Regions from separate parts of the Homo sapiens genome. Here region 1 is linked to region 2. A link is a loop called in an ENCODE intact Hi-C map of the cell type or tissue named here. Cell type or tissue: heart right ventricle. All regions are shown on one strand. Links, peaks and the distances in the headings refer to the core of each region. The heading gives the core; the rest is flanking DNA. Region 1 overlaps LRP11 (LDL receptor related protein 11). Region 2 holds the start of RAET1L (retinoic acid early transcript 1L).

Evidence for each region. A loop is a pair of places that touch in the nucleus more often than their neighbours do. Peaks named below come from ENCODE experiments on the same cell type or tissue, not always from the same donor. Only the 100,000 strongest peaks of a DNase experiment are listed, where the experiment ranks them.
Region 1: it touches region 2 in a loop (2.6-fold over the local background); 52 of 110 quality-filtered maps call a loop at or near these places.

The regions. Positions count from the first base shown.
Region 1 is chr6:149,813,105-149,828,284 of GRCh38, reverse strand. It overlaps LRP11 (LDL receptor related protein 11), which reads left to right. Exons shown (of 7, transcript NM_032832.6): 6 at 1,926-2,021; 7 at 7,582-9,528. The coding sequence ends at 7,736. RAET1E-LRP11 (RAET1E-LRP11 readthrough) reads left to right here. Exons shown (of 15, transcript NR_182438.1): 14 at 1,926-2,021; 15 at 7,582-9,528. Among named protein-coding and RNA genes, the nearest start is that of RAET1E-AS1, 43 kb to the left of the region's middle. RefSeq lists an enhancer at 12,197-12,246. In heart right ventricle, for the core only: a CTCF peak has its summit at 7,601; no DNase peak of the experiment used is centred there; H3K27ac peaks cover 349 bases.
Region 2 is chr6:150,015,616-150,030,795 of GRCh38, reverse strand. It overlaps RAET1L (retinoic acid early transcript 1L), which reads left to right and starts at 5,264. Exons shown (of 5, transcript NM_130900.3): 1 at 5,264-5,409; 2 at 8,553-8,816; 3 at 9,610-9,891; 4 at 10,557-10,688; 5 at 11,941-12,462. The coding sequence starts at 5,325. The coding sequence ends at 10,666. RefSeq lists an enhancer at 13,611-13,850. In heart right ventricle, for the core only: no CTCF peak of the experiment used is centred there; no DNase peak of the experiment used is centred there; H3K4me3 peaks cover 733 bases; H3K27me3 peaks cover 5,507 bases.

The sequences.
Region 1 (15,180 bases), core at 4,143-12,142, 200 kb after region 2:
AAATAGTGCTTTCCTATGTCAGCAGATGTTTACAGTACTTCTAGTATAGCTTCCTAGGCCAGAATCATATATAATAAAATCTTTTTTTTTTTTCTTTTGAAAAGGAGTCTCTGTTGCCCAGGTTGGAGTGCGGTGGCATGATCTTGGCTCACTGCACCCTCCGCCTCCCAAGTTCAAGTGATTCTCCTGCCTCAGTTTCCCAAGTAGCTGGGATTACAGGCGCCCACCACCATGCCTGGCTAATTTTTTTTTTTTTTTTTTTTGAGACGGAGTCTTGCTCAGTCGCCCAGGCTGGAGTGCAGTGGCGCGATCTCGGCTCACTGCAAGCTCCGCCTCCAGGGTTCACGCCATTCTCCTGCCTCAGCCTCCCCAGCAGCTGGGACTACAGGCGCCCACCATGCCTGGCTAATTTTTTTTGTATTTTAAGTAGAGACAGGGTTTTGCCATGTTGGCCAGGCATGAGCCACTGCGTGCGGCCCTTATGTAATACAATCTTATAGAACTACCTGGCCTGGGATCAGGTATCATATAAGAGAATCCAGGTAGCTGGAGAGGTCCTTGGTGACCACTGTCGTGGCTACTGCAGTGAGTTGGACAGTAACAGAACTCTTTTTGCAGGGAAATCTGATCCTGCAGCCTATGAGCAATGGCTGTGCTTTCCTCATCTCTCTCCTTCTGTCTGAGCTCAGAGTTTATGGAGAAAGCCCAAATTATTGGCTGTATGTAGGACCAACATACATGGAACTTTCTAGAGTAACAAGACACAGTAGACTGTCCCCAAAGTGCCAGGATTATAGGCATGAGCCAGTGCACCTGGCCAACTTTGTGACTTAGTAAATTTGCAAAATGCAAGTTACCAAAGAATTTTATATACTACCTTTAAATAGTCTTATTTCATTTGCAGGAATTAGGAACATTTATGTTGATGCCATATGAGTAAAGAAGCTTTAAAAATTTTCTCAATAAAATTTGTCAGTAGATTATTTCTAATTCATTGCCATTAAGCATTGTAATACTCAAAAATCCCACTTAAGGCTGGGCATGGTGGCTCACGCCTGTCATCCCAGCACTTTGGGAGGCTGAGGTGAGCGGATCACTTGAGCCCATCTGGGGAACATGGCAAAACCCCGTCTCTACTAAAAATACAAAAATTAGCGAGGCATGGTGGCACGCACCTGTAATCCCAGCTACTCGGGAGGCTGAGGCAGGAGAATTGCTTGAACCCAGGAGGTGGACGTTGCAGTGAGCCAAGATCGTGCCACTGCACTCCAATCTGGGCAACAGAGACTCTGTCTCAAAAAAAAAAAAAAGTAAATAAATAATAATAATTTCCCCCTCAGTATTATAACTTAATAGTTAAGTAATATATCATTAAATTAGAAGTACTGGTCTCTACCAAGAAACCAGTTTGCATCCCAGCCCTGTGACCCACTTACTTGTGTGAACCTAGGTACGAACCTGACCCTGAGCCTAACCAGAAAGAAAATTGAGCTATTTATACCTGCCATCCAGAGTTGTGAGAAAGAGAAAGAGCATGTCTAAATGCCTTATATATGCCCATTGTTTATTCTTCAAAGAAAAACCTTTCTGGTTTCTGCTTTTCATGGCGTGATATCCGGAGACTCCCTGTGACTCTTCTAGCCTGAGATCTCCCTTCTCCAAGAGGCGTGGTGGTAGTTCGGTGCAGGGTGTGTCTTCCGCTCTCTCTGTCGGTGGTTTCGTATTAGCTGCGTACTTTGCTTTATTCAGTGGGTCACCTTAGTTATTTACTGCTTAACTATCAAACATAGGCCTTTGTTTAGTAGAGAAATAAACAGTTCTTCTCTAAGTCCATCTTAAAAAAAAATAAGGCTGTATTTTCACATTTGTTTCCTGAAGTTTCTGATGCATACACCTTCAATATATGTTCTCTTTCTTTTCTGCAGATAGTAGTTCCTCAGGGAAGAACAGAAAAGAGGAAAGTTATATATTTGAGTCAAAGGGTGATGGAGGAGGAGGGGAACACCCAGCCCCAGAAACAGGTAAATGTCCACCTTGGAAACCCTTTGCAGACTGTAGTCTTCTCAGAACTGCATGCCCTCTGGCTGAGGATATTCCCTGAGGCCATGAGAGCTCAGGACAGGAGGAGTCCGTCAGTGGACCGAAAGAACTGTCTCCTCGTTGCTTGTATTGCACTGCGTCTTGGGGCTCCTGATAGTAACCTTCCATCTTTGGACCTCAGCTGCCTTTTCTATACACCCTTCCAGGTGTGACACCTGTGGAAAATGTCATACTTGTGGCATGGTGGGAGAACACAAGCTTTAGAGTCAGATGCCACAATTCAAATCCTTGCTCAAAGCTGGGCACAGTGGCTCACGCCTGTAATCCCAGCACTTTGGGAGGCCAAGGCAGGAGGATCGCTTGAGCTCAGGAGTTCAAGACCGGCCTGGGCAATATGGCAAAATCCTGTCTCTACAAAAAATACAAAAATTAGCCAAGTGTGGTGACATTCGCCTGTAGTCCCAGGGAGGCTGAGGTGGGAGGATCACTTGAGCCTGGGAGGTCGAGGCTGCAGTGAGATAAGATTGTGCCACTGCACTCCAGCCTGGGTGACAGAGTGAGACCGTCTCAAAAAAAAAAAAAAAAAATTCTCACTTACCCACTAAACTGTATGACCTTGAGCAGGCTATCTTATCTCTCTGGATCTCAGTTTCCTCATTCGTAAGATGAGGATAGTAACAATACCTGCCTCATAGGGTTGCTGAGAAGAATATATGGGATAATTAATCTCAAGCATTGAATGCACTGTGTGGCTCATATGATGAGCCAAATATAGAAACGATGGCAGTTATTACTCAGTTATTTACGATGAAAGAAGAGTAAAGGTCTTAGAATACCTAGTTCTCTTTCCAAGTGCCCTAGTGACAAAGACAGAAAACAACAGAAATGAGGGAAGGGTGTAGGAAGTAGAATATTTACTAAGTGGAAGAAGAATACAATAATTTCTTTAATTTTGGTTGATTTTAACTAGGAAGAAAAGACTTTGGAAACCATCCTTTAGAAAGGCAGGCTTTAGTCTTAAATCCCACAAACTAGTAAAAGAAGCTTTAGAAGAACAAAATATAAGCTTAAGTTATAAACATTGAGAAAACTTTCTTTTTACCCTATTTATAATATCAGGACAATATTAAAATATAATGTTTAAACAATAGATAGCTAAGAATACTCCAGATGTCAAGTACCTGGGTGACCCCCTTGGTCTGCTGGCCTCCTGGACTTAGCCTGTCCCAAGATATTTGAATAAAAGGGGCCCTGTCCCCTATCAAGGGAAGAGGGAAACCAGCCTGCCTCTTGCCTCCCCACACATATGTATCCAGAGAGTCTCAGCTCTAGTTGGCTGTTGCCTATTCTGGTTGTTACATATTTTTGTTTTGTTTTGTTTTTGAGACATCGAGTCTCACTCTGTTGTCCAGGTTGGAGTACAGCGGCGCGATCTCAGCTCACTGCAGCCTCTGCTTCCCGGGTTCAAACGATTCCCCTGCCTCAGCCTCCCTAGTAGCTGGGATTACAGGTGCATGCCACCACACCTGGCTAATTTTTGTATTTTTAGCAGAGATGGGGTTTTGCCATGTTGGCCAGGCTGGTCTCAAAACTTCTGACCTCAAGTGATCCTCCTGCCTCAGCCTCCCACCATGCTGGGATTACAGGTGTGAACCACTGTGCCCAGCCTGTTACATATTTTAAATGTCACCCCCATTCATATGAACAGAATACATAATTCATCACCCTAGCTGGTTACTGAGAATAGCATCATGGTGTGTTTTAGAAGGAGCTAGAAAGTTGTAAATCTCAAATTATCCAAACTAAGCCAACTAAATATTAAAAGTCAAGAATAATTTTCAATATTCTGGCAAGTACTTTTGGGAGATTTCATTTTCCTTGTCATAAAAGCATTAAACAGGAATCAGATCAGACAGTTCAGCAGCCTCATATCTGACTTAGCAAATAGAACATTTTCCCAGATCTCGTCTGTTTTATTGTTACCATAGCTAAACCTGAGCCCCGGCATTGGGATTGGCATCTTCAACCACAGCTTCATAACCCTTTAGCCTAAATGCTGATGCTCATCTTTAAGCAAGTCCCCCGGACTGGGGCTGGGTGTTGCGGTCCAATTCATGAGAAATGATTTGGGGTTCCTGGGGTTTTCTGTGGGTATTGACCAAAGTCTCTTTTTTTGTCCTGTTCCTTTGTAACATATGCAACTTATAGGAAGGTGGAGGGAGAATGACACCTTGGGGCCACTTAGCCTTGTCAGAACTTCTTTCATCAGGTGGAGACTAGGAGGCAGTAGTAGCTACTGAAGCCCCAAACTGCTGGCATGGAGAGACCAGGCAGCCATCTTGACACCTCCAGAACTGCTGTGTATGGAATGAGACAGCCGTAGAATCCAATTCCAGTCCATAGGGTTATCACCGATTTGTATCTTTCACAATTCTCTGGAGGAATGCTGGCCTCTTCCAGAACTTTGTTTGATACCTAACAGTCTCTAAAGCAGCTTTCCCATCCCCTCCTCCGGCAACCAGACACTTTCAAACTGTTCTTGAGAATCTTGTTCAGGAGTTTTACCTGGGATTCTAAAAATACACCAGAGTTCAAGTGCCGTGAGTGTGTCATCAGCTCCAGGTCCTCTTGTCTTCAAGAGGCGGCCAGCTATACCTGGGACCAGTTTTAAGCCCAGTAAATCAAGACTGTCTGGAGTGAACTTCCTCAGCTACCTGCCCCCCAAATGTAAAAACTCATCTGGTTGCATTCACCCCTCTTCCTCCCCTCCAGTACTAAAGGAAGAGGTGTCGCCTCTTTCCAAGGTCTCTCCCTGATCTGGCTAAAGCCCCTGATTTCCTCAGGTTCATTTCTCATCATCTCCTAGCTCTCCCGTGTTTTTCATCTCTGTTTCTTTACTGGCTCATTCTCCTGACTGTGATCATGTTCAGATTTCTTAATGTGTAAAGAAACAAAGTAGCATCCTCCATCTTCTGTACTCCCATAAATGAATTACCAATTGCTAAATCCAGGGGGCTCTCCAGGCTTCACCTCACTTGACATTTCCTTAGCATTTGATTCAGCTGAGGACTTTCTTCTTGGACGTCTCTTTCCTCAGCTTCCAAAAGCCCACTCCCTACTATAGCGGTTGTCCTCCTATTTCTCTGACTGGTCTTCTTCTGTTTTTTTTTGGTCCTCTGCTTTTGTCTGCCCTCTAAATGCTGGTGTTTCCCAGGACCTCGTTCCTGGCTCACCTTTCTTCTTCCTTTCTCTCTGGCTGTCCTAACCCCTATTGTGACTGCAGCTACCACCTTTATGCTAAAGGCTCCCACATATTTAGGCCCAGCTAATCCAAAAGCCTAAGAGAAAATTCCACCTGATCGCTGATAGGCATCTCAATCTGAAAATGTCAAAAAATAAACTTACCTCCTTCAGCCACCCAACAGTCTCTATCATACATCAAAATCACTCAGGCAAAAATCCTACAGACCAGGTAGATGGACCACCTATTTTATTAATACAACTATGCTTCATCTATAATTCTATCATAGTAAGTATAACACTTTGTTGCATTTTTTCCCATTTAAATGTCTGTCTACCCAGACTTACTCGTTCAAAAACTGTCTCATTTACATTTTGTAGAAGTAGAGTACCATAGTGGATAGAACCACAGGCTCTGGGGCTGTCCTGTCTGGGGTTATTTGCTAGCTCTACCACTTAACAATCTTAGACAAGTCACTTCAGTCTTTTTTTTTTTTTTTTTTAAGACAGGATCTTACTTTGCCACCCAAGCTGGAGTACAGTTTAAGAGCTCACTGAAGCCTCTACCTCCCAGACTCAAGTGATCCTTCTGCTTTAGCCTCCCTAAGTATTGGGATTATAGGCATGAGCCACTGTGCCCAGCCTCACTTCTCTTTTTTTTTTTTGAGATAGGCCCTTACACTGTCACCCAGGCTGGAGTGCAGTAGCCTGATCATGGCTCATAACAGCCTCAACTTTCTGGGCTCAGGTGATTCTCCTACTTCAGCCTCCCGAGTAGCTGGGACTGCAGGTGCATGCCACAACTGGCTAATAATTTTTTGTAGAGACAAGGTCTCGCCATGTTGCCCAGGCTGGTCTCGAACTCCTGGGATCAAGCAATTTGCCCACCTCTGCCTTCCAAAGTGCTGGTATCACAGGCCTGAGCCACCGTGCCTGGCCCTCACTTCATTGTTGATGCCTTAGCTCCCTCATTTGTAAAATGGGGATAATAATAGCACCAACTTATGTGGTGGTTGTGAGAATTCAGTGATTTAAGCTATAAAGCTGGTATTCTTGGCCTTAGCTTATCTTGAGGGGGGTGGTATTTATTTACAAATAAAAGGATTATCAGCACTTAGCTCAGTGTCTGGCACATGGAAGAAGGCTTTTAATGAATGCAGAATGAATGAATAAATGAGAGCAAATGGTATAGAATGAGCCTACACAAAGGAGATGTTTCTCCTCTAGTTCTACCAGTTGGCAAGATCCCTACAGCTAAAAACAGTTCCACCATATAATCTCCAGACCTGGCCTGGCCACAGAGTAGATCAGACTAAAAATAGAGCCTGCTAAGCTTGATAAAAAAGACTGATATTGGCACACCCTGTCCTTCCAGACTCCTGCAAGCCTCGCTACTTCTACTCTGGTGTCTAGAATCCACCTCACAGGAAAAACTAAAGAAATGTTTTCCTTTAATGTCCAAAATCACACCAGCATATTTGGAAGTTAGTTTTCAACAAAGGTTCTACTGACTGAGTCAGTTCCCTGGATTTAGAAGGAAATAAATTTCTTAAGCCCTAACTAGAACAAGAAATCAGGAGTTAGTTCATACTTAGTTGAAGAATGATCATGTATGAATTCATAAATATAGTCAATGACTACAACAAAAAAATTTCGTGATCAGAATGCCTATTTCAGTTGGATATGAGTGATCAGATGGTAGTATGTGTACCCATTGATGCCATACAAATTTTGTAGGAAGCTGGTAGAGAATTTGGTTTTAAAGAGGTCTGTGTTGGCCGGGCACGGTGGCTCACGCCTGTAATCCCAGCACTTTGGGAGGCCGAGGCAGGTGGATCACGAGGTCAGAAGTTTGAGACCAGCCTGGCCAAGATGTTGAAACCCCATCTCTACTAAAAATACAAAATTTAGCTGGGCACAGTGGCAGGCACCTGTAATCCCAGCTACTCGGGAGGCTGAGGCAGGGGAATCGCTTGAACCCAGGAGGTAGAGGTTGCAGTGAGCCGAGATTGAGCCATTACACTCCAGCCTGGGCAACAGAGCAAGACTCCATCTCAAAAAAAAAAAAAAAAAAAAGTCTAGGTTTGGGACCTGAACCTACAACTTACAGCCTCCTAGGCAAATAAGCAAATTACTTAACCTTGGTACACCTTAGTTAATCTGCAAAATAGTGATAATACTAATAACAATTTGTTTGGATTAAATAAAATAGTGCATGCAAAGCGCGTATCATATAGTGACCAGTAGCTGTCACTGTGACTAATCACTGGCTTGCCCTCTTCATGTCTAACCTTCTCAAAGGTGCAGTGCTACCCCTGGCGCTGGGTTTGGCTATCACTGCTCTGCTGCTTCTCATGGTTGCATGCCGACTACGACTGGTGAAACAGAAACTGAAAAAAGCTCGTCCCATTACATCTGAGGAATCGGACTACCTCATAAATGGGATGTATCTATAGTAATGTAATTTCAATACCTTGGGGCAGGGACATGTTTTGTTTATAATTTATACATCTATTAAGTTCTGGATATTTACAGCTTCTTTTGTTTTTAATTGGGCCAGAAGATTCTGCAAATCCCAAATCTTTCTTTATTATTTATTGTAAAAAAAGTTTCCTTAGAAGTCATAAAATATTTTGAAATTTAGAGAGGAATTCATGATTAAAGATTCCTAAAAATATAATTCTGATTTATGTAAGCTGTCCCTGAAAATAGAAATGTGTACTTAGCTGAGAGAAAATTCAGCATCTCAGGAGGTGGTATTAGGATGACTGTGTTAACCCATTACCTTTTAGAAGCCAACTGTTGGCCCCTTACCATGCTGGACTGCTATAGGCCCAGCTTCCCCTTGTTCTGTGGCCCTTTTCTTCCTCCTTGAAGCTCCCAGTATTCTTTTTCTTTTCCCCTCTAAACCTGTTTCTGAGAGTGGATCTCAAGCAAGTTCATGCCTTCAATCAGATGTTACTTAGGGTGGGTATACCTAAATTATAAACCTTATGTACAAGTCAGTAAGCCTTAGGGAAGGTGAGTGTGGGTCCTTCCTAATCCCTCTGACGTCATGTCATATAGGTGGCTGCCTCCTTAGACTGACCTTTGGGAGAAAAAAACCCCAGACTTTGAATTAGTAACAGCTCTAAGATGGTCATGCAGTGAGATAGGAAATCAAGATGGAAGCAGAGAATCTGGCATGCCAAAAACTAACAGAAACTTAGTTGAAGGCAAAGAGAGCAAGGAGAACGTTTAATACTTCATTACATCAAATCAACACTGCTCCATGGTGAGAGCACAGCAACTCATTTATATATATATATATAGGCTTTGTTGATGAAAAACGACAATTGAAGAGAGGACGTTGAGTGGATTCCTGGGTACAGCTTTTGTAAAAATGTCACCATGGCTTTCATCCAATGGAATGAGTCGATGTTTTTTAATGCTATAAAATGTTAGAATGTGCCATCAGCTAATGCCAGGCTTACGTATTTCTAGACCATAAAGCAGTTTTTCACAAATTCATCTTTACAGAAAACCAGCATCTAGCTTAGCATCTTTCCCCTTTTAATTTGTAGGCTTTTAAAGGCAAATCATTCCCACCATCACTTAACGCCGGGATTATACACATTCTAGAAATGATTCTGAGAGGAGTGTATAGTATGGTGCCTATCTACACTCACATGATATTCTTATTCACGTTTTTTTTAACCATAAGTGGCAAATATTTTAAAATATTTGAAAAACACTCCAGAATCTAGTACGCTTTATTTTTAGACTGAACCTAAAGTAGGTTGTTCTTTTAACAAAGGGTTTAATTCGGGTGGGGAATATAACATATCAAAATACATGAACAAATGGAAAGTTACTTCTAGAAAAGCAAAGAAATTGGGTATCATTTTTGTTTCTTGGGAAGCTAATTTTGTTGAATGTTTAGAATTGAGCAAAGATGTAAATTTTTGAAGGGCAGTTTAGAAAAATTAACTTTGTGAATGAACTTAAGATGTCTGTACTCTATATGTGATGCTGTGCAGTTTGTTTTTATATGGAAAGATGTCAACTATAGCCATAACCAATAAAATAAAAACTGATGAGGCATGCAGCTTTCAGCACATCTTTTATACATGAAGAAATTAATTTTGTGTTGCTATGGTGTTGAAATATCCAAGATGTTCTGTATCTATGTAAACATGATTCCTTTAATAAATTGTATTTTATTATTAAGCCTTTTTTTCCTTTTAATATAATCATAAGTTGCTATTATTGACTGAGCTGTTACTGCATTATTTGGATTCAATCATACCAACCCTATTTTACAACGGGGGAAATTGAGTATTAGAGAAAGTGACATGCCCAGGGCCACATAAAGCATACTCGAGGGAAGGAGAATCAAGGTCTACAAAATATTTATATCAGGTAGACTGAATGTGACTTTTAAAAGTGATCTTCTTACCTGTAGATTATCTGATTGAAGGAGTTCTGCATCTAAGACAATGGAAACATAATTTTAAAGGGAAAGGTGTCCACAATTTCTCTCTTAAACATGTTCTTGTGTTTTACATGTCTTTTCCTAAGGCTCACTAACTCCTCCTGAACACTTAAAACTTACTTTTTCCTTTCATTCTTAGTAGATAGCAGCTACTCCTCCAGCCTTCCACAGCATTTTACTGTTTCAAATCAGCTGAGTACCCAATACATTCTCTTCCATAGGAAAATAACAGGATTTTTTTCATCTTGCTCCCAATGACTTCAAAACCTGTGTTCTGGCCCCACAACTCAGTGCCACTCAGCAACACCTCTCTTCAGTTACTGATGGCTGTTCACATGGCCCTTTACTAGATTTTCCTTTGACCCACACATAGAGATGCTCTTTTTCTTTTTTTGGGACCGAGTCTCACTCTGTTGCCCAGGCTGTAGTGCAGTGGCATGATCTCACCTCAGCTCACTGCAACCTCCGCCTCACAGGTTCAAGCAGTTCTCGTGCCTCAGCCTCCGATTAGCTGGGACTACAGGTGTGCGCCACCATGCCCAGCTAATTTTTGTATTTTTTTTAGTAGAGATGGGGTTTCACCATGTTGGCCAGGCTGGTCTCAAGCTCCTGACCTCAGATGATCCACCCGCCTCGGCCTCCCAAAATGCTGGGATTACAGGCGTGAGCCACCATGCCTGGCCGAGATGCATATTTCTATTTCCCTTTCCATTTTGCTGTTCAAGGCCAACTCTGTTGATTACTTCACCTGTGTAAACAAACAGGTGTGCTGTGCCCCAGAACACAAGCCACCATCCTTACCTTCAGATGTTCCCTCAACATCATGTTGATGATGCCTCTTAACACAGCATCTGAGCCTGAGATTCCGTAATTTGGGCTCCTTGTTAAATTCAACTATAGCATCTCAAAACAATTTCATGTTTTGGCTTACTTTCTCAAAATGGATTATGCCACTTTATTCCTAGCAGAATTACTTTAATGTTTTGTTTTCTGGACTCCAGGTTTTCTACAACTTTTCAGATTAAAATTGAATGAGAATTTCTAACAAAGAACTGCCCAAGCTGAATACAAAGAGGGAGAAGCTTAGTTTGCAGTTTGCCATTCACAAATTTCTCGTCTCGTTGGCTTTTTAAGCATCTGTGTTGCAGACTTTTCTGTTCCTGTCCCCATTTTCCGACCTACTGGATTCTAGTATTCTAAAAATAAAATGAATATTTTAAGTTATAGCTACTTTAGTGGATAAACACAGATTCTCCAGCTAAATAGAAAACCACCAAGGACAAAAATAAGGTTCGACATCCCAAAGCTGAATGTTTTTGGGAATTGACTGGTTAGAACTGAGCCTTCTCCTATATTTCCCATATTTAGGTCTAAGCATATCTTCCTTCCTACTTATTTTAATTCTCAAATCACATCAGTTTTTAAAATCTTATGTCATCACCCTGCAAATTGGAAAGAGATCAATTTATAATATTATTCAGCTTAAATCCTTTTATGAAGTTATTTCAAAATTTAGGAAACTTCTCAAAATATTTTAATACAAAAATAATGTTAACTTTTACAAAAATAGCTTAGGGAAATTGGACCAGGTGCAGTGGATCATGCTTGTAATCCCAACACTTCGAGAGGCGAGGTGGGCAGATCGCCTGAGGTCAGGAGTTTGAGACCAGCCTGGCCAAAATGGTGAGACTAAAAATACAAAAATTACTAAAAATACAAAATTAGCTGGGCATGGTGGCAAGCCTGTAAAGCCCAGCTATTTGGGAGGCTGAAGTGGGAGAATCGCTTGAACCCAGGAGGTGGAGGTTGCAGTGAGCTGAGATTGTGCACTCCAGCATGGGCAACAGAGCAAGACTCCATCTCAAAAAAAAAAAAAAAAAAAAAAAAAAAAAAAAAGGCCACGCGCAGTGGCTCACACCTGTAATCCCAACACTTTGGGAGGCCGAGGTGGGCAGACCACGAGGTCAGGAGTTCGACACCAGCCTGGCCAACATAGTGAAACCCCGTCGCTACTAAAAAAAATTAGCTGGGCGTGCTGGCACACGCCTGTAGTCCCAGCTACTCGGGAGGCTGAGGTAGGAGAATCGCTTGAACCCAGGAGGCAGAGGCTGCAGCGAGCCAAGATAGTGCCACTGCACTCCAGCCCGGGCAACAGTGTGAGACTCCATCTCAAAAAAAAAAAAAAAAAAGCTCAGGAAAATAGTGTACGGGCTTTTTTTTTTAAAGGTGCTCTTTCATTTTCATAGTCATTTCATATGACCAAATACTCAAAATCCAAATGAATCAAAAGAGTTCTTACATATAAACAAAACAGTTCTACAGATGAAACTAGAGATCTTGATAAATCTGTAAATATATGATCTAGAGATTTGTGTATAGAAAAAGAAATCAGAACCATGAACTGCAATCTGTGAGACCACAGCTTTAACTTTTTTTCTGCCAGGGAGGTGGAAAGATGAGGAAAAACAGGGGGGTGAGAGGAGGGACAGACAGAAGCATGCCTCAGAGGTTCTGAGGGCCCCCTAGCACAGCACAGTACTATATGGGAACTGAAAGTTAGATTTTACTCTATTTTCTCTCCCAGCAAGCAAAGGGCCGTTTCACAGAGATTCCTGACTGAAACAACACAAAGTCAGTTAAAAAGATGAAGCTGGGGCTGGGCATGGTGGCTCACGCCTGTAATCCCAGCATTTTGGGAGGCTGAGGTGGGAGGATCACGAGGTCAAGAGATCGAGACCATCCTGGCCAACATGGTGAAACCCTGTCTCTACTAAAAATACAAAAATTAGCTGAGCATGGTGGCGCACGCCTGTAGTCCCAGCTACTTGGGAGGCTGAGGCAGGAGAATCACTTGAACCTGGCAGGCGGAGGTTGCAGTGAGCCGAGACTGCGCCACTGCACTCCAGCTTGGAGAAAGAGTGAGAGACTGTCTCAAAAAAAAAAAAAAAAAAAAAAAGCCAGAAAGATGAAGCCGGAAGTGGGGAACCAACAATCATTATTGTAGCAATGATATTAGAAGGATTAAGGATAAGGAAATTATTGGACTTGATTCCCTCTTTTTTGTTTTTTTTGAGAGAGTCTGGCTCTGTCGCCCAGGCTGGAGTGCAGTGGCGTGATCTCGGCTCATTGCAACCTCTGCCTCCTGGGTTCTAGTGATTCTCCTGTCTCAACCTCCCAAGTAGCTGGGATTACAGGCACCCACCACCACACCCGGCTAATTTTGTATTTTTAGTAGAGATGGGGTTTCGCCATGTTGGTCAGGCTGGTCTTGAACTCCTAACCTCAGGTGATCCACCCACCTCGGCCTCCCAAAGTGCTGGGATTAAAGGCGTGAGCCACCCCACCCGGCCTGATTTCCTTTTTATCATATTACAATACACAAACATTCCTTGGCCCCTTGGGTCAGCTGGTTTTCTTCAAGTGGGATTCTTTCACCAGCCCTCTATTTGAGCCACGTGCTAGGTTCAGTGAGAACACAACACTCATCTTTCTGGAAAATGGTCAGAGGAATCCAGAGATCCAACTGAAATCCAATCAGAACCCATTTGTTTTACTGTTCAGTTCTTTAAGAACACAATAAGTTGTAGGCAATGATTTATACCTAGAAGAATGTTAGCACTTACCTAAAATAATGTATTAGCCTCTGAACCCCATTTAGAACACTAAAAATAATCCATTAGTTCATTTACAATATTAGTGTTCAGTTACCATACTCATATATTTTAGTAAAATATCAAACTATTGAAAATTTGTTAACATTTAGCTGAAAACCAAAAATACCCACCTGGCTAATGAAACAAAACTAAGCAGCTGTTTCCTGGCTGACAATCACACACCAAGAATAGCTTCAAAAATTCATGAGCATTATTACTCAAAGATGTCAGTCTATTTTAGATCAATTGAATTTTTAAGATGCTTTAATAGAGGTACATTATATACCAATTTTAAAAGTTCAGTGGGCCAGGGACGGTGGCTCACGCCTGTAATCCCAACACTTTGGGAGGCCAAGGCAGGCAGATCCCAGGGTCAGGAGATGGAGACCATCTTGGCTAACCCAGTGAAACCCTGTATCTACTAAAAATACAAAAAATTAGCTGGGCATGGTGACGTGGAAGGCTGAGGCAGGAGAATCACTTGAACCCGGGAGGTAGAGGTTGCAGTGAGCCGAGATCGCACCACTGCACAGTGAACTTTTTTTGAACAATGGCAGTATTTAAAATTAGGGCAGTGGAATTTAAAACACTTGCATGAACAATGTTAATGGATTATTTTCCTCCCAGAATGTCATTTTCTTCTAATGTTATTGACTGGAAAAGAGTTGAAACCCTCGACCGGGTGTGGTGGCTCACACCTGTAATCCCAGCACTTTGGGAGGCTAAGGTGGGTGGATCACTTGAGGTCAGGAGTTCGAGACCAGCCTGACCAACATGGTGAAACCCCATCTCTACTAAAAAAATACAAAATTAGCCGGGTGTGGTGGCGTCTGCCTGTAATCTCAGCTACTTGGGAGGCTGAGGCAGAATTGCTTGAACCCCGGAGGTGACGGTTGCAGTAAGCTGAGATCACACCATTGCACTCAAAAAAAAGAAACCCTCAATAAAAAGCTGATATTCATAATTCAGGCTTAGATTATATAAGTGGTTTTTGTTTTAAGAGATAGGCTTCTTAGGTTTCTATTAGAAGGGTGGAGGAAAAGAGTTTTTAAAAAAGAGAGGGAGAGACTGAGTCTTACTCGTTGCCCAGGCTGGAGTGCAGTGGCATGATCATAGCTCACTATAGCTTTGCTCACTACAGCCTCGAACTCCTGGGCTCAAGCAATTCTCCTGCATCAGCCCCCCAAGTAGCTAGGACTACAGGAGCACATCACCATGCCTGGCTAATTTTTGTTTTTTTGTAGAGACAAGATGTCACTTTGTTGCTCAAGCTGGTCTTGAACTCCTGGCCTCAAGCAATCCTCCTCGCTCGGCCTCCCAAAGTGCTGAGATTGCAAGTTTGAGCCACCATGCCTGGGCAAGATTACATAAATTTTGAGAGCTTGATTTGGCCTTTAATAAAACCAAATCTGTAGAAAAAATCTCATTTCAACATGATCTCACTAGACTGAAACTTTTTGAAATGTTTTCATTGTTGCCCTTCATATTATGTAAAGGAATCATGTCTATTAAGGAAAATGACATAAGGAAATGTTTTAGAAATTATGAATACTAAAGATTAAGGAGACTTTTCTTGCCTGTAACCTGTACACACACACACACACACACACACACACATCTTACAGAAAAAAAAACTCTTAGGCCTAGCTAAAATCCATTATTTCCGTTTCTACCCATTTATTCATGCTCCCTTAAAGCCCATTCCTGTTTATTCAACATTCTACAATTTTAATTCATAAACATGTAAAGTCCAAGAGCAGTGCTTGAACAATG
Region 2 (15,180 bases), core at 2,531-10,530:
AGTGAGAATACGAAGGTGGTTATCCTGGGATGGGCAGAAGCAAGGCCACAGGGAAACAAGAAGCTGCACAATCAGTTGGCTCCTCTCCCCAGGACACCACATGGCTGCAATCCCTCACCCTCAGATCACAGCTGTGGTTTCTGGGAGGATCCCTGATGGCCTCCATAGAGCAAAGAAGCTACTCAGCAGCCAAGGAGGGGAGAGTAGGCTTCAAACCATGAAACCCCACTGCCATTACATCCAACCACCCAGAAGCCACAGGCAGGATGGGAACCACTTCTGATTCTTCAACCAGCAGCTGAGACACCACTTGGAGATGACACCTTAAGGGAAGGGGCACCAATTGCTGGGACACTGTAATCCATTTATTTGGGTCAGCAACCTAGGACAGTGTTCAAATCTGGTCCCTCTGTCATTTGCAGGTTGTCCTGGCCTGCTGTTGCTCTATAAAGGAACAAAACTTGACACAGAGACAGAGAAACCATGGCCTGCAAAGATCAAAGTGCCTCCCACCTTCCCTTTCTAGAAAGGTTTTGCCAACCCCTGTTTACATAGTGACTATTTTCTATGATGCTGGCTCCCCATTAGGAAGAACAGGCAGGGCTGGGACCCAAGGGAAGAGTGGATGCCTCTACTCACCAGCATTCCTAGGGTCACGAACAAAACAATGAAAGAATAAAAAGGAAAAATGAAAGCACAGACTTACTGAAATTAAAGTACACCTGACCGAGTGGTAGCTGGCTGGGGGAAGCCCCTCAAGAATGCAGCTGGTTACAGAATTTTCTGGTGTTGGAATACCCTTAGTGGTTTCCCATTGGTTACTTGGTTACACACTATGCAAATGAGAGAGTGGCCTGTGCCCAAGGGAACAATCAGAGACTGAAGTGAAGTTACAAAGTTACACCCTATGCACCTGAAGACTGGTTGCAGAAGGGGACCAATCAGAGGTAATTTCTGCTTTTCATCTGCAAGAGAGTTGAAAGTGGAGAGGTCGCGGATTGTCAAGGGAGTATCCTCTGGTCCTTTTGTTGCTTGGGCACAGAGAGGTGGGGCTCCTTTTGATTCACTTCTAAGAAGTCAGAGCAAATCACCCTTAGGTTCCCTACATCCAGACCCTATTCGCCTGCCTCACTGAAGCCTCCTTCAATGGATTTGGGGGTGAGGTGGGCCTATGGGGTGACGAAAGGTGACAAGGTTGGGTAGAGAGGGAGTAAAAGGATGTGACTTGGGTGGTGGCAGTGAACGGTGAGGGGAGGGGTGGGAAGTGTCTGCTGATCTCCTGGATGCAGGTAAGTGTCTGCAGCAAAGTGCAGGGGGAAGTTCAAGGGCAGGGAGCCCTGGGGGTGCTGGAGAGTTTGTGAGGTGGAGAGTGGATGAGAGCAGAGCAGGCCTGTGGCTGCTGAGGGCGGGGGTCTGGGGTTGACTCCCTGCGGAACCATCCACTTTCCCATACCCCTAGCCACACAAGGTCCCCCGCCTCCCGCACCAGACATGACCAGGGAAGAGTAACCTTGGTTTACAGATGCTCTCCGGCCCCAGCTGTATAGAATCTGCCAGAAAACATTTCATCCCTCCTCACCTCCCTCTTCCCCACCACTCCAGACTACAGCTTCCTGCTGCTGGCCAGGGCTCCCAGTTCCCAAGGGCAGGTGAGGCTGGAGAGGGGGCGCTTTGCCATCATCTCGCCCTCTCCAGCCCTCTCACTGCTCTCCTCCTGCCATTACTCCTTCGAGGACCAACACAGTGATGGTGGCCACTGCTGCTGGGAACCTGGAGCCAGGAGGAGGACAGCCCAGGAGGAAGCACAGTGGCAATGCTGAGTCTCGACCACGTCCCCCAGGCTTTTACAGGGCTAGGTTCGGCAGGTTCCCAACCACCAGCTGGAGCCAGTCCACGCCCCACCCACCTGCTCTTTCTCCAGATCCAGAGGAATCGCTCTGACCCTTTTTTTGTATCTGCCCCTCACCCCTTCTTTTCTCCTTCCCTTCCCTCCTGACCCTTCCTTTTCCCATTTCCATTCCTGATTTCAGGCTCGTTCCTTTAAACAAAGTTTAAAGGGCAAGGTTTTCCTGCCCCAACCACTCACAATTGTACCCTCTGGGTTCAATCAAAGGGGCTAAAGAGAGCAGCTTGCTGTCCTTCTTCAATAATGTTTTCTAGATTTTATCCTGCTGGGGCCCAGACCAGCTGCAAACCAAAGTTATTCTTCCTTGGAAAATCTTTGTGGCCGCCCAGGCAGGCATTCACATTTCCAAATTGTGCCAGCAGTGAGGTCTCCAACCACGATATCCTCACCTTCAGGCCTCTGGGGGTTACAACCTCCACTCCAGCTCCACTTCTGCACCTGGGGTTTTCCCCTGAGCCCCATTCACTCCCACAACTGTCTCATTCATTCAGTCATTTGCTCAGCCTCCAGCCACCCTTAAATCATGTTAGGCTTACCTGGTGATGGAGAGTAAAACCACCGTCCTCTCTGGGTCCAGTCTTTGCCTTCATTTACACCCATTCAAAGAGCCCCCAGGGCCATGAAGAGGCCATGGCATGATCGCAGGGCTCCAGCTGTCATCTGGTTGGGTCTGGCCTTTGCTGATGTTATGGAAGGCAGGGCTCACATGTGAAATAGGAAACCTTCCCTGAGTCCTTAGCATGTGCAAGGACAGGGTTCCTGGCATAAACTGCTCATTTCCTCTGTGTTCATAGTATTAATTTCCACATGTGGACATCCATGCCCAGAAAGGTGAAGAAACTTGCACAAGAATATTCAGCCACAATGCCAGCTGACTTCCATGTCTGAATGCATGCTCTCTAGATCACGGCCATTATAATCACCTTTCAGCCACGTCTATCCCCATCCTGGGCTGGCCTGAATCTGGTGGCCGAGAGTCTGCAGCAGGTGTGAGGCAGGAGGGCCCAGGTGTGCACAGAGTCCCCTCCTACTGTCACCTGGCTGTGCTGCCTGGGACTCTTCTGCCAGGCTTCTGCCTTCCTCCTGTTCCCCCAGTCCCCCGGTCACTGGCCCAGGTCACCCAGCCTCAGGGGTGGGGGCTGCCAGGGCCTTCCCAGTACCCTCCTTTCAAACGCTCCTGTTCCCAGCCCTATGCATGGGAGGCACTTCTCACACACAGATCCCTGGACCTGCCAAGCTCTGCCCCTCTCAGATCTGAGAACTGCCCACCCCCGTGTGTCTGTTGTCCTCCAGACCACCCTCCACATGGCCCCTCCTGGACAGAGGCTCTAGTGCATCAGGCCAGAAACTTCTAGGCTCCTGTGTCCCTGCACAGTCACAGAGGGGCTGCTATCCCATCCCCCTGTGCAGAAGCAGAGACAGTCCCTGGGCTTGGTCTAGGCCTCCTCCCCTTTCCCGCAGCCTCAGGGCTCTGGGGATTGCTGGTCACCAGGTGTGCATCCTCCCCACATGACAACTGTGTGGAGAAGAAGGTCTGTGTCTATTTTACTCATTTAATAGGGAGAAGGCTGAGTGGCTGGGGGCAGTGTGGGACTCAGGGGCTCTGCCCATTCCTTATCCCAACAGCCAGGGATCGCTGGGCCCCCCACCTCCCTCTGCCTTCTGCCCACAGGTCTAGATGCCTTCATGGTGACTAAGACAAGGGGGCACTTGGGGTTGCCCCTTTGATAATGAGTCCAGTGACCATCTAGGGGCTGAGCAGAGGTGTGGGTGCAGCCATGGATTCAGGTGTGGTTGGCCACGGATTGGTGTGCTGGAAAGTGAACCCCACACGTGTGTAGACTCCTCCCTCGGCTCCTGCTCTTCGTGGAAACACAATTGATTACATGATTGAGCAAGTTGTTCACTAGGTCTTTTTAGGAAGGGATGTAGTATATTCTCAAAGACCTCATGCTTCTAGCAGAGAGGCAAAGAAATGTGTGAGCAATTGTCACACAGGGAGATCTGGATGCACCCACTGTGAACCCAGGTCTCAGGGAGCAGGAGGGTGTTCTGTATTGTGGGAACATGCAGGACACACATGGGAGGGGGTATTTGTGCCCGGCTTTGAAGGATGGCTGGCTCTTTGCCCAGGGGGAAGAGGCCAGCAGAATGCGCTGACAGTTGGGAACCACTAGGAACTTTCAGTTGAACCTGCTCTGCTGAGCCCCCTGTGCCATCGGTGGACCTGGGCCAGGGCGGCTGCTGAACTGGGAGCTCAGAGGTAATCTCTCTGAGGAGCTTTCTAAATCAGCAAGCGTGTCACAGGTTGAGATTCTAGGGATGAGGTCCTCAATGCTGTCCTCGATTTTAATGAGCAGCCTTTTGGCCAGTCTGCACTGGGTGAAGCAGAAGCAAGACATAAATTGTTAAGATAATTTTTAAAGCTGCTTAATTTTGGTAAAAACATAGAACATAGAATTTACCATCTTCACCAATTGTTTACTATACAATATGTTGTTTTGAACCTCTGAAACCCTACCTGCTGTTTCTGTAATAAAACCTAGCCCAGGCCGGGCACGCTGACTCATGCCTGTAATCCCAGCACTTTGGGAGGCCGAGGTGGGTGGATCACCTGAGGAAAGGAGTTTGAGACCAGCCTGGCCAACAAGGTGAAACCCCATCTCTACCAAAACTACAAACAATTCGCCGGGCTTGGTGGTGGGCACCCGTAATCCCAGCTACTCCAGAAGCTGAGGCAAGAGAATCGCTTGAACCCAGGAGACAAGGCTGCGGCGAGCCGACATCGGGCCGTTGCACTCCAGCCTGTGCAATAAGAGAGAAACCCCATCTCCAAATACATAAATAGATAAAGAAATAAAAAATAAAACCCAGCCCGGACTGTAACCACGCCCACCGGGGACTGGGGAAGTAGTGGAGGGGACGCGAACAGGCCCATGGCTGTGCCCAGGGCGGGGTGAGCCAGGGACCCCGCGGCGCAAGCGGAAGGAGGGAGAGTGCCGCGGACCCAGGCGGGGACAAGGAGACGCCGAGGCCGCTGAATATTCCTCTGCACGTTTCTTCACCATTAATAAAAAATGCTATAATGATTAAATGAGTCTGTCGTGGAAGGAATCGTGTCCTGGCAGGAGTGGGGCCCGGGCACGAGGCCACCAAGCTGCCGGAGCGGGTGAAGAAGGGAAGGGACACTAGCATGGAAACTGGATTTCGTCCAGACAATGAAACGAAGAGGTGGAACGCGCCCAGTGACTACGCCCAGTAGCATTAAAATCTGGCTTTTCAGAATCGAGGTGACTCATTCCCCGGTACATTCCCCAGTAACTAACAGTATATAAGCCAGCCTTTCAGCACAGAGGTGATTTCATCTTCCAGGATCCACCTTGATTAAATCTCTTGTCCCCAGCCCTCCTGGTCCCCAATGGCAGCAGCCGCCATCCCAGCTTTGCTTCTGTGCCTCCCGCTTCTGTTCCTGCTGTTCGGCTGGTCCCGGGCTAGGCGAGACGGTGAGCTGGTGGATGGAGCCTAAGCGGGGCGGGGGCCAAACCTGAGGGACTGTGGACTGCAGCGGGTTTCAGAGGAGGGAAGGCTTCTGGAAGGACAAGGGAGATCTCCCCGAACTGCGCCCCCAGCTCAGTTCCCCTCCTGGGCTCCTTCCCGCCGGGTCCACTCCCCAAGGCTGTTCTTGCCCCAGTAGGGGCGAAAAAGAGCAGGGTGAAAACGAGGCTGGCAGGAGGGTGGAGGGGCCAGAGGGCTGCGAGGGCTAGGTGGGGCCCGGATTCCTAGTGCAGCCCGGCAGTCCCACCCGCCTTTCGGAAGGAGAAACCAGAGCCCCCCCGGGAACAGAGCTGGGGTCAGGACTGGGTGAAGGGGGGTACCACAGGGATACAATCACAGACGCCCCCACCAGCCACAAGCCTGCTCTGCTCTCACCTGCTCTCTACCACACAAACCCTCCAGCACCCCCAGGACTCCCTGCCTTTGTTTTCCCCGCACTTTTCCTGTAGACACTCACCTGCACCCAGGGGCTCAGCAGATACCCGCCACCCCTCCCCTCACCATCCACTGCCACCACCCAGGTCACATCCTCTTACTGCCCACCTCAGCCCAGCTGGTCACCCCTGAGGTCTCCCCATCCATGAAGGGTACCTCACCACCTCCTACACCACGTCGCACCTTCTGCCTCTTGCCTGAGGACACACCCCAACAAACACACCCCAAGCTCCCCTCAGAACCTGTGCAGGGGGGATGGGAAGCACCATTTCCTCCAGGATGACCCTGGGAACTCTGGTGAGTAGAGGCACCCACTTCTGCCCTTGGGGCCCAGACCGCCTGTTCTTCCTACGGGGGTGTCAGCGTCATAGAGAATAGTCACTGTGTAGACAGGGGTCAGCAAACCCTTTCTAGAAAGGGAGGAAGGATGCCCTGTGATCTTTGCAGGCCATGGGTTCTCCGTCTCTGTGTCCAGTCCTGTCCCTTTGTAGAGCAACAGCAGGCAATGGCAACCTTCAAAGAGGGGGGACCAGATTTGGACCCTGTCCTAGGTTGCTGATCCCAGATCAGGGGATTACAGTGTCCCAGTGCCCCATCCCCTAGGGTGTCATCTCCAAGTGATGTCTCTGATGTCAGTTGGAAAGTAGAAGGTGGCCCTACCTTGCCTGTGGCTTCTGGGTGGTGTGGATGTGATGGGAGTGGGGGTCCCATAGTTGGGGGCTTATTCTCCCCTCCTTTGTGCTGAGTGGCATCCATGGGGACCATCAGGTACCCTCCCTGAAGCCTCAGGTGTGAGCTGAGGGTGAGTGGGTGCAGCCACGTGGTGTCCTGGGGATCAGGTCCAACTGCTTGTGCAACTTCTTGGTTCCCGGTGGCCCTGCTCCTGCCCATCCCAGAAGAACCACCTGCATCTTCTCACTGCTGGGCCTATCTTCCTAATGACCTAGAGGGCGAGGAGCCCACCAGTAATGGGCAGCTCTGAGGCCTTCAGGAATAGGCATCCCTAAGCTTCATTCCATTCTGGTGCCTTGTCATGGGGCCTTCTTTATATGCATGGCAAAAGGCCCCATCTCTGCCAAGGTGCAGTACTCTACAGGAGCCACTGCTTAATGTTGCGATTTCCTTGCTGTGAGTGGCATTGCCTTGTCTCTGAATATTCACATGGAATCTCTGTTGTGATTCTCCAATTAGACATTGTGACCACATGTACCTCTAGGATCTTAGGGGGTCTTGGGTCATTGGGCACTTAAGGTAGGTCCAGCCTCGCTCATCATTCATGGATTGTCTATGGCTGCTTTTGAGCTTCAACAGCAGAGTTGAGTAGTTACAATGGAGAATATATTCCCTGAACACCTTTACATGTTTACAAAATTGCCCTTCACAGCAAACTCTATTGGCCATAAATATCTCTGGAGAAGGCCACAAGGACTCACTGTCCTGGCTGCAGGGTTAAAGGGTCCTTCCTCACTAGAAACTGGTGTCTTCTTATAGTCATGGGTTCAGGGTCTGAGAAGTGGCTTCATTCTGCAAATTAGGCAAAGCAGCCTCGTTCTTGATGGACTGGCTACTTTCAGCCTCCTGATTTGGTTTATCTCTGTTTCTTGTAATTATTTAAATCCAGCAGTATCCGGGGTGGGTTTCCATCTCTTTTGGACTTTGGACCCCTTTGTTCTATGAGCCATGGGCATAACTTTGTATAACTGAGGTCCCCAGCTGGCATTGTGACTTCTCTAATCATTTCCATCATTGCACCCTCCTTGCTCCTGACAGTTGACAGCCTCCACCTGGAATTTGGAATTTCAGAATTGTTCATCCCATTACTCTGGGAGCAGATTTCAGGAACAGCATCTCCTACCCCCAACCCTGGCCTTCAGCAATAGGCATCCCTAAGCTTCATTCCATTCTGGTGCCTTCTCATGGGGCCTTCTTTATATGCTGGGTAAACAGGAGTCCTCCAGGTTTCCCATAAGCACAGTGGATGGACATTGTTCTGGATTTTCACACTTAGACCCCTCTGGCATGGGCACTTCTCTGAGCCTGTGATCTCTCCCTCCACTACCTGCCTTAGACTTTCAGATTTTCCATTTCTTGCTGTGTGGACCATCTCTTTGTCCAAGGTTTCAGGAAGGCCTCCTCATAGCAGATGCATGCCATCACCAGGGGCTTTGCCAACATGTTACATCCTGTGACCATGATAATTAACTCTTCTTTATCCAACGGGGTTCCATCCTCACTCTGTTCAACCAGCACCAGCATCCACAGGGGTGGACCCACACCCTCTCCCACCTCCCGCAGTCCACGTGGGCTACTGCTGAAGATCCTCTGCCATCCAGGCCCTTCCTCCTCTCTTGCTAGAGAGGCCTGGCACCTTTCTAGCAAGGTCATGTGTTGACTGATGTGGGCAGAGGGGCAGTGGGACATGTCTGGGGACATGTGGTTTCTCAGCAGACAGAGACTTCCTCCTCCTCCTCCTCCTTGTCCTCATGCAAGGGGCGAGCACTCGCCTTAAACTTGTAGACACCACAGTTCTGGAGGGGGCACTCCTTCCTGGGCCAGCCCAGCCTGCCAGAGGCATCCTCTTATTGACACAGCGTGGAGGGGGGCTAACTAGGGGTCTTTTCCTCCCCACCCACCCCTCACCTGCCTTTCTCCACAGACCCTCACTCTCTTTGCTATGACATCACCGTCATCCCTAAGTTCAGACCTGGACCACGGTGGTGTGCGGTTCAAGGCCAGGTGGATGAAAAGACTTTTCTTCACTATGACTGTGGCAACAAGACAGTCACACCCGTCAGTCCCCTGGGGAAGAAACTAAATGTCACAATGGCCTGGAAAGCACAGAACCCAGTACTGAGAGAGGTGGTGGACATACTTACAGAGCAACTGCTTGACATTCAGCTGGAGAATTACACACCCAAGGGTAAGTTTCAGATGGCCCAGGACAGCAGGGAGCAGATACAGTGGTAGGTTAGAGGCATTTATAGTTTTCATGTAAAAATACAAAAGGGTCCTGGGCACGGTGGCTCACGCCTGTAGTCCCAGCACTTTGTGAGGTAGAGGTGGGCCGATCACAAGGTCAGGAATTCGAGACCGCCTGACCAACATAGTGAAACACTGTCTCTACCGAAATGCAAAAATTAGCCAGGCATGGTGGCGCATGCCTGTAATCCCAGCAACTTGGGAGGCTGAGGCAGGAGGATCCCTTGAACCCGGCAGGCAGACGCTGCAGTGAGCCGAGGTGGTGCCATTGCACTCCAGCCTGGGCAACAGAGTGAGACTTTGTCTCAAAAAAAAAAAAAAAAGCCAGGTGCAGTGGCTCAAGCCTGTAATCCCAGCATTTTGGGAGGCTGAGGTAGGCGGATCACAAGGTCAAGAGATCGAGACCATCCTGGTTAACACAGTGAAACCCTGTCTGTACTAAAAATACAAAAAAATAGCCGGGTATGGTGGCGGGCGCCTGTAGTCCTAGCTACTTAGGAGGCTGAGTGAGCCGAGATCGCGCCACTGCACTCCATCCAGCCTGGGTGACAGAGCGAGACCCTTTCTCAAAAAAAAAAAAAAAAATACAAATGGGAAGGTCATCTTACCCCTCAAGAGTCTAGAGGCAAGGCCAAGATGTAGCAGAGAGAGTAAGGCCAGCAAATTGTAAGGGGAACAGGATGGGGGTGCAAAATTTGTCAAGATCAGAGCTGATCTCTCTCTGATGGGGGCAGAACCCCTCACCCTGCAGGCAAGGATGTCTTGTGAGCAGAAAGCTGAAGGACACAGCAGTGGATCTTGGCAGTTCAGTATCGATGGACAGACCTTCCTACTCTTTGACTCAGAGAAGAGAATGTGGACAACGGTTCATCCTGGAGCCAGAAAGATGAAAGAAAAGTGGGAGAATGACAAGGATGTGGCCATGTCCTTCCATTACATCTCAATGGGAGACTGCATAGGATGGCTTGAGGACTTCTTGATGGGCATGGACAGCACCCTGGAGCCAAGTGCAGGAGGTAACAGGAGAAAAAGAAACGGGGATCTTAAATGAGATCAGAAATGGGGATCTCAAGAAGTTAGTTCTTGAGTTCAGCTTCAATCATCCCAGTGTACACGTTTATGTTAAAATGACCTCCTCGTCGGGCCCTCCTCCTGGGGTTACTGGCATGCCTGTGCCCTCCCACCCTCCTCTTCCTTCTCCCTCCTGACTCCTATTCCTCACTGCACTTGCTTCTGCTCCCCACACTGTGGATTTCTCACCAGCCTTGAAACTGCAGGTGTCACTGTTTTCAGAACTTTTTCCTTAGTGTTTCCTCTTTTGAGAATCACTTTTCCTTTCCTTTCCCTGGTCTGGTTCTGGAAATCCATCAAAACCACTTCCAACACCAGCCAGAGATCCTCCCCTCCCCAACTCTGGGGCATCACCTCCTCTTCCCCCACAGCAGGAGGGTGGGGTGTGTTGTCACCTTGCTTCCCTCAGCAGCTGTGTGAGCTCCCTGAGGACAAGACACACCCCGTCTCCCTTCCTAAGCCAGGACCTGTCATACTGGCTGCCCCACACCAGGGGGGAGGGGACAAAACTTTTGCCTTCCAGGATGACCTAGGGTGGCAGGAACTGAGGAGGTGTCTCCTCAGATTTGGGGCCTGGACAAGGGTTGTCACTTTTGTGTTTCCATTTCAGCACCACTCGCCATGTCCTCAGGCACAACCCAACTCAGGGCCACAGCCACCACCCTCATCCTTTGCTGCCTCCTCATCATCCTCCCCTGCTTCATCCTCCCTGGCATCTGAGGAGAGTCCTTTAGAGTGACAGGTACTGTGGGCAGAATTGGAAGTGGAGCAAGGAGCAGGTGGGTGAGGAGGCAGGATGGGGAAAGAGAATTCCCGGAGTCCCGCCCCTCCCCGTGGCTGGGACCTTCTCATCCTAACATGAGACAGGTGAATGAGACCTTGTGTTGCCTGTTGGCAATGTTGGCAATGACCTGGGCAGCTCAGCCCTGAGTTCTGATGGTTTCTCACCTTCAGAGTCCAGAGGGAAAGGGAGGGGCCCATACCAAGGCTCAGGGTCTGTTGAGCTTGAGAAGGTTTAGCAAGTTCAGGCCTGATTCAGAGCAGGTTCCTATTCAGGAAGGGTGTGTGGCCTGCAGGCAGCAGGAATTCAGACATGGGCAGTCCTCTTAATTGGGTTAGGTGCATCATGGTAGCTTTACATGAGGTGTGACAGGGGAAGGGGGATTCCATCTCTGAGGCTAAGAGAGATCTGGGTGTAATCCCAGGAGGAGGGGGCTGGGAGAGCCTTGGTACACCTAATTGAAAAGGAGGGAGTGCAGGGCTGCCTTCCCACAGAAAGTAGGTGGAAGGTGAAGAGTAGAGGCTGCTCAAGAGAAGGATTTTTAAAAAGTCAGTCCCATGTACCCGTGGGGTTTGAGTCTGGGCCCTGAGGCAGCTCCCCTGCCATCACACTCCTGCACACCCCAGATCCTGAGCCCAGTCATAGCCCTGCCAGGAGCAGAGTGGACTCAGAGGAAGGAGCATCTGAGCTGCTGCTGGGGTTCCACGGGCACCACTGGGCTGGATAAGGAATGGAAAAGGTGGAACAGGGACAGTCACCTTCAGAACTATGGGTGCTGCTCCCAGTGTGAGGTGATGCTCAAGAAGAAGGGGAAAGAAGGATGTTTGCCTGCAGGCCCACCAAAGGCCAAGGGCACAGGAATACAGAGCCCTCTCTTTGGAAGTCTGTCCCACCCCTTGCCATGTTTTAGACCCTGTCATCAGATGATAAAGAGGGCCTTGAGTGAGGGAGCGGACCCATCACTACCAGCTTCAGACCTGTGGGCCCCTCCACTCCATCCCCTGGTCAGGTGCAGGGCCTGGGCTGACTCTGTGATGTGACAAAGGAGGAAAGAGGTAGGTCCAAGCTGCAGTCGCCAGGGTTGGGGCTCAAGGGAAAAATAGGTCCCTTAGTGCAGGGGGCTCTGAGACATAGAGTGACTAGGGAAAGATTACCGTGGAAAAGTGATCCGGGTTCTCTGCCTCTTAAACCAACATTTGGGTCCTTTCTGAAGGTTAAAGATGATACCAAAAAGCCCCTGTGAGCACGGTCTTGATCAACCTCGCCCTTCTGTCTGGCCAGCTGCCCACCACCTACGGTGTATGTCCAGCAGCCTCCAGCAGATGATGATGACACCATGGACCCAATAGCTCATTCACTGCCTTGATTCCTTTTGCCAACAATTTAACCAGTGATTATTCCTAACATATTATGCAATTTTCTCTTGGTGCTACCTGATGGAATTCCTGCACTTAAAGTTCTGGCTGACTAAACAAGATATGTCAACATTTTCTTTCTTCTCTTTTTGTTTGGAAAATCAAGTACTTCTTTGAATGATGATTTCTTTCTTTCATTACTGACATGATTGTCAGTAAAACAATCATGTTAGACTTCAGACCTCCAGGGATTCTTTCCATGTCCTGAAAGAGAATTGTTTAATTATTTAATAAGAAAAAAATTTATATTAATGATTGTTTCCTTTAGTAATTTATTGCTGTGTACTGATATTTAAATAAAGAGTTATATTTCCCAAAAACCTACTGAGTTTAGAATTTTGTTGTATTACTCAGTAGAGAATTAATGTTATTTCATTTTTCCTCCATGATATGGAGTAATAAATGAGTGATTCTGCCAGACTTTGTGTGGAAAAAGAGAATCTACAAAACATGGCTGAAAAAAATCAGAGACAAAACAAATACATGGAAAAATATTTCATGCTCATGGGTTGGAGAATCAATATAGCTAAAATGGCCATACTTCCAAAAGCAATTTATAGATGCAACACTATCTCTATCAATACCAATGTCATTTTCCACAAAATTAGACAAATCTAATCTAAAAGTTCTTTGGAGTTAAAAAAGAGCCCAAATAGCCAAAACAATCATAAGCAAAAAGAACAAAGCCAGAGACACCACATAGCCTGACTTCAAACTATAATATAAGGCTACAGTGATCAAAACAGAATGGTACTGGTACCAAAATAGACACTTAGATCAGTGGAACAGAATAGACAGCTCAGAAAGAAACCTTCACACCTTTTAACTTTCAACAAAATCAACAAAAAAAGCAATGAGGAAAGAGTCCTAATTCAATAAATGGTGCTGGGATAACTGGCTAGCCATGTGTAGGAGAACGAAACTGAACCTCTACCTTTCACCATATATGTAAAATAACTCGACATGAATTAAAGATTTAAATGTAAGTCCTAAAACTATAAAAATCCTGGAAGATAACCTAGGAAATGCCACTTTGGACATACAGCCTGACAAAGATATCATGATGAAGACACCAAAAGCATTTGCAACCAAAAACAAAAATTGACAAATGTGACCTCATTAAACTAAAGCGCTTCTCCACAGTAAAAGAAATTAGCAACACAGTAAACAGCCTATAGAATGGGAGAAATATCTGCAATCTATGCATCTGGCAAAGCTCTAATATCCAGAATCTACACGGAACTTAAACAACTCAACAAGCAGGAACAAAATTCCAATTAAAAAATAAGCAAAGAATGTGAACAGACACTTTGCAAAAGAAGACCTGCAAGTGGCCAACGAACATGAAAAAATGCTCTTTGGGAAGCCGCGGTGGGCAGATCATGAAGTCAGGAGTTTGAGACCAGCCTGACCAACATGGTGAAACTCCGTCTCTACTAAAAATACAAAAATTAGCCAGATGTGGTGGTGCATACCTGTAACCTGTAATGGTGCATAGTCTGATGTTGGAACTATGAAATACCTTGGACTGGTACTTTCCAGTCTTTTCCAGCAGATGGCACTGTTCATCTTTCAAATATTTCAATAAGCCCAGAGGGTTTGCCAACAGCGAGTTTGTGCCCTGAGCTCCTTGGCACACAACCTGGGATCCACAGCCAAGGGCTAGAGAAGACAAAAGAGACATTGACATCATGGTGGAAGAGGAATCCATAAAGAGTTCATTTCTGAGGACTGGGGCAGTTCCTCCCACCCTGCAGATCAAGATGCCCTGAGGGCAAAGAGCAGAGGGGTACTCTGGTGGCCCAGCAGTTCTGCCCTGGGGGAGGATTCTCTTCTGCTGCAGTGAAAACCAACAGGACGCTGCTTCATCCCAAGGGGACCAGGAAGATAGATCAGAGTGAGGAGCTGTCTGAGTGTTTCAGATCACACAGTGACTGCCTGCTTGATGGCTTCAGAACTCCTTCATGAGCTGGGAGACAGCCCCCAAGGTGAAAGGTGTGTGGGCAGGATGGGCTCGACATGACAACTCTCAAGATGACACGCAGTTTCTCCCATGTGTTTCTGTGTGTCTTTTTGTGTGCCCGTGTATGTGCATGGCTGTGTCTGTATTTCTGCATGCATTTGTGTATGTGTGTCTCTGTGAATGTGTGTGCCTGTGTGGTGTGAGTGTGTGTGAGAGATTGTGCCTGCATGTCTCTGTGTGTGTGCATGTGTGTGTGTGTGTGAGATAACATGCATGTATGAATGTTGAATTGATTTTCTGGTTGACTTGCTGTGGAGGGAGTCAGGGACTCCAGGGGGCTTCCTGCCCACCCCTCGTTCCCTGTAGCCAGTAGCACAAATGGCGTAATAAAAGGTAGTTTAATTTCATTTCATGCAAATGTAAAACTTTTGTGCTTCCAAAAGAACTCCAATTAGAAGATTAAAAAAAAACTTCCAGAACGAGAGAAAATCATTGAAAATCATATATCTGGTAATGGACTGTTATTCTGAATATATAAAGAACTCTTCCAACTCAATATTACAAAGGGAAATAACCCAATTTAAATATATGCAAGGAATTTGAATAGACATTTCTCCAAAGTGAGACAGGTATACTACACGGTGGTCTCAAAAGAATAGAAAATTTTGGGCAGCAGTTTCAGGTGACTAGCAAAAGAAATCTGTTGAAATATCTGCAGTGGCTCTGGGCTGATAAGTTGCTGAGAAACAGCATGTGGACCAAGCTGACTAAGAATGAGTGGATCCAACATGGCCCTGGATTTGACCTAGGTTTCACCTGGGACCTCATTACATGCTGATAAACACACTAAACACACACTAGCCAGCTCCCTAGCAGTTCTGAGAATACCCATATTTGGTGTAAAAATTCGAGGCACCAGAGTTCTGAGAATCCCTGTCCTTCTTCCAGGAATTTTCATGAATATTCCACCCCTTGGTTGAAGAAACCAGGAAAGGTGGCAGCACCAAACCCCCTTGCACCTGCCTCTCTCTTGAGTTCCCCTGCACTCCCTTTACTTGAGTGTGTACTTTTCCTT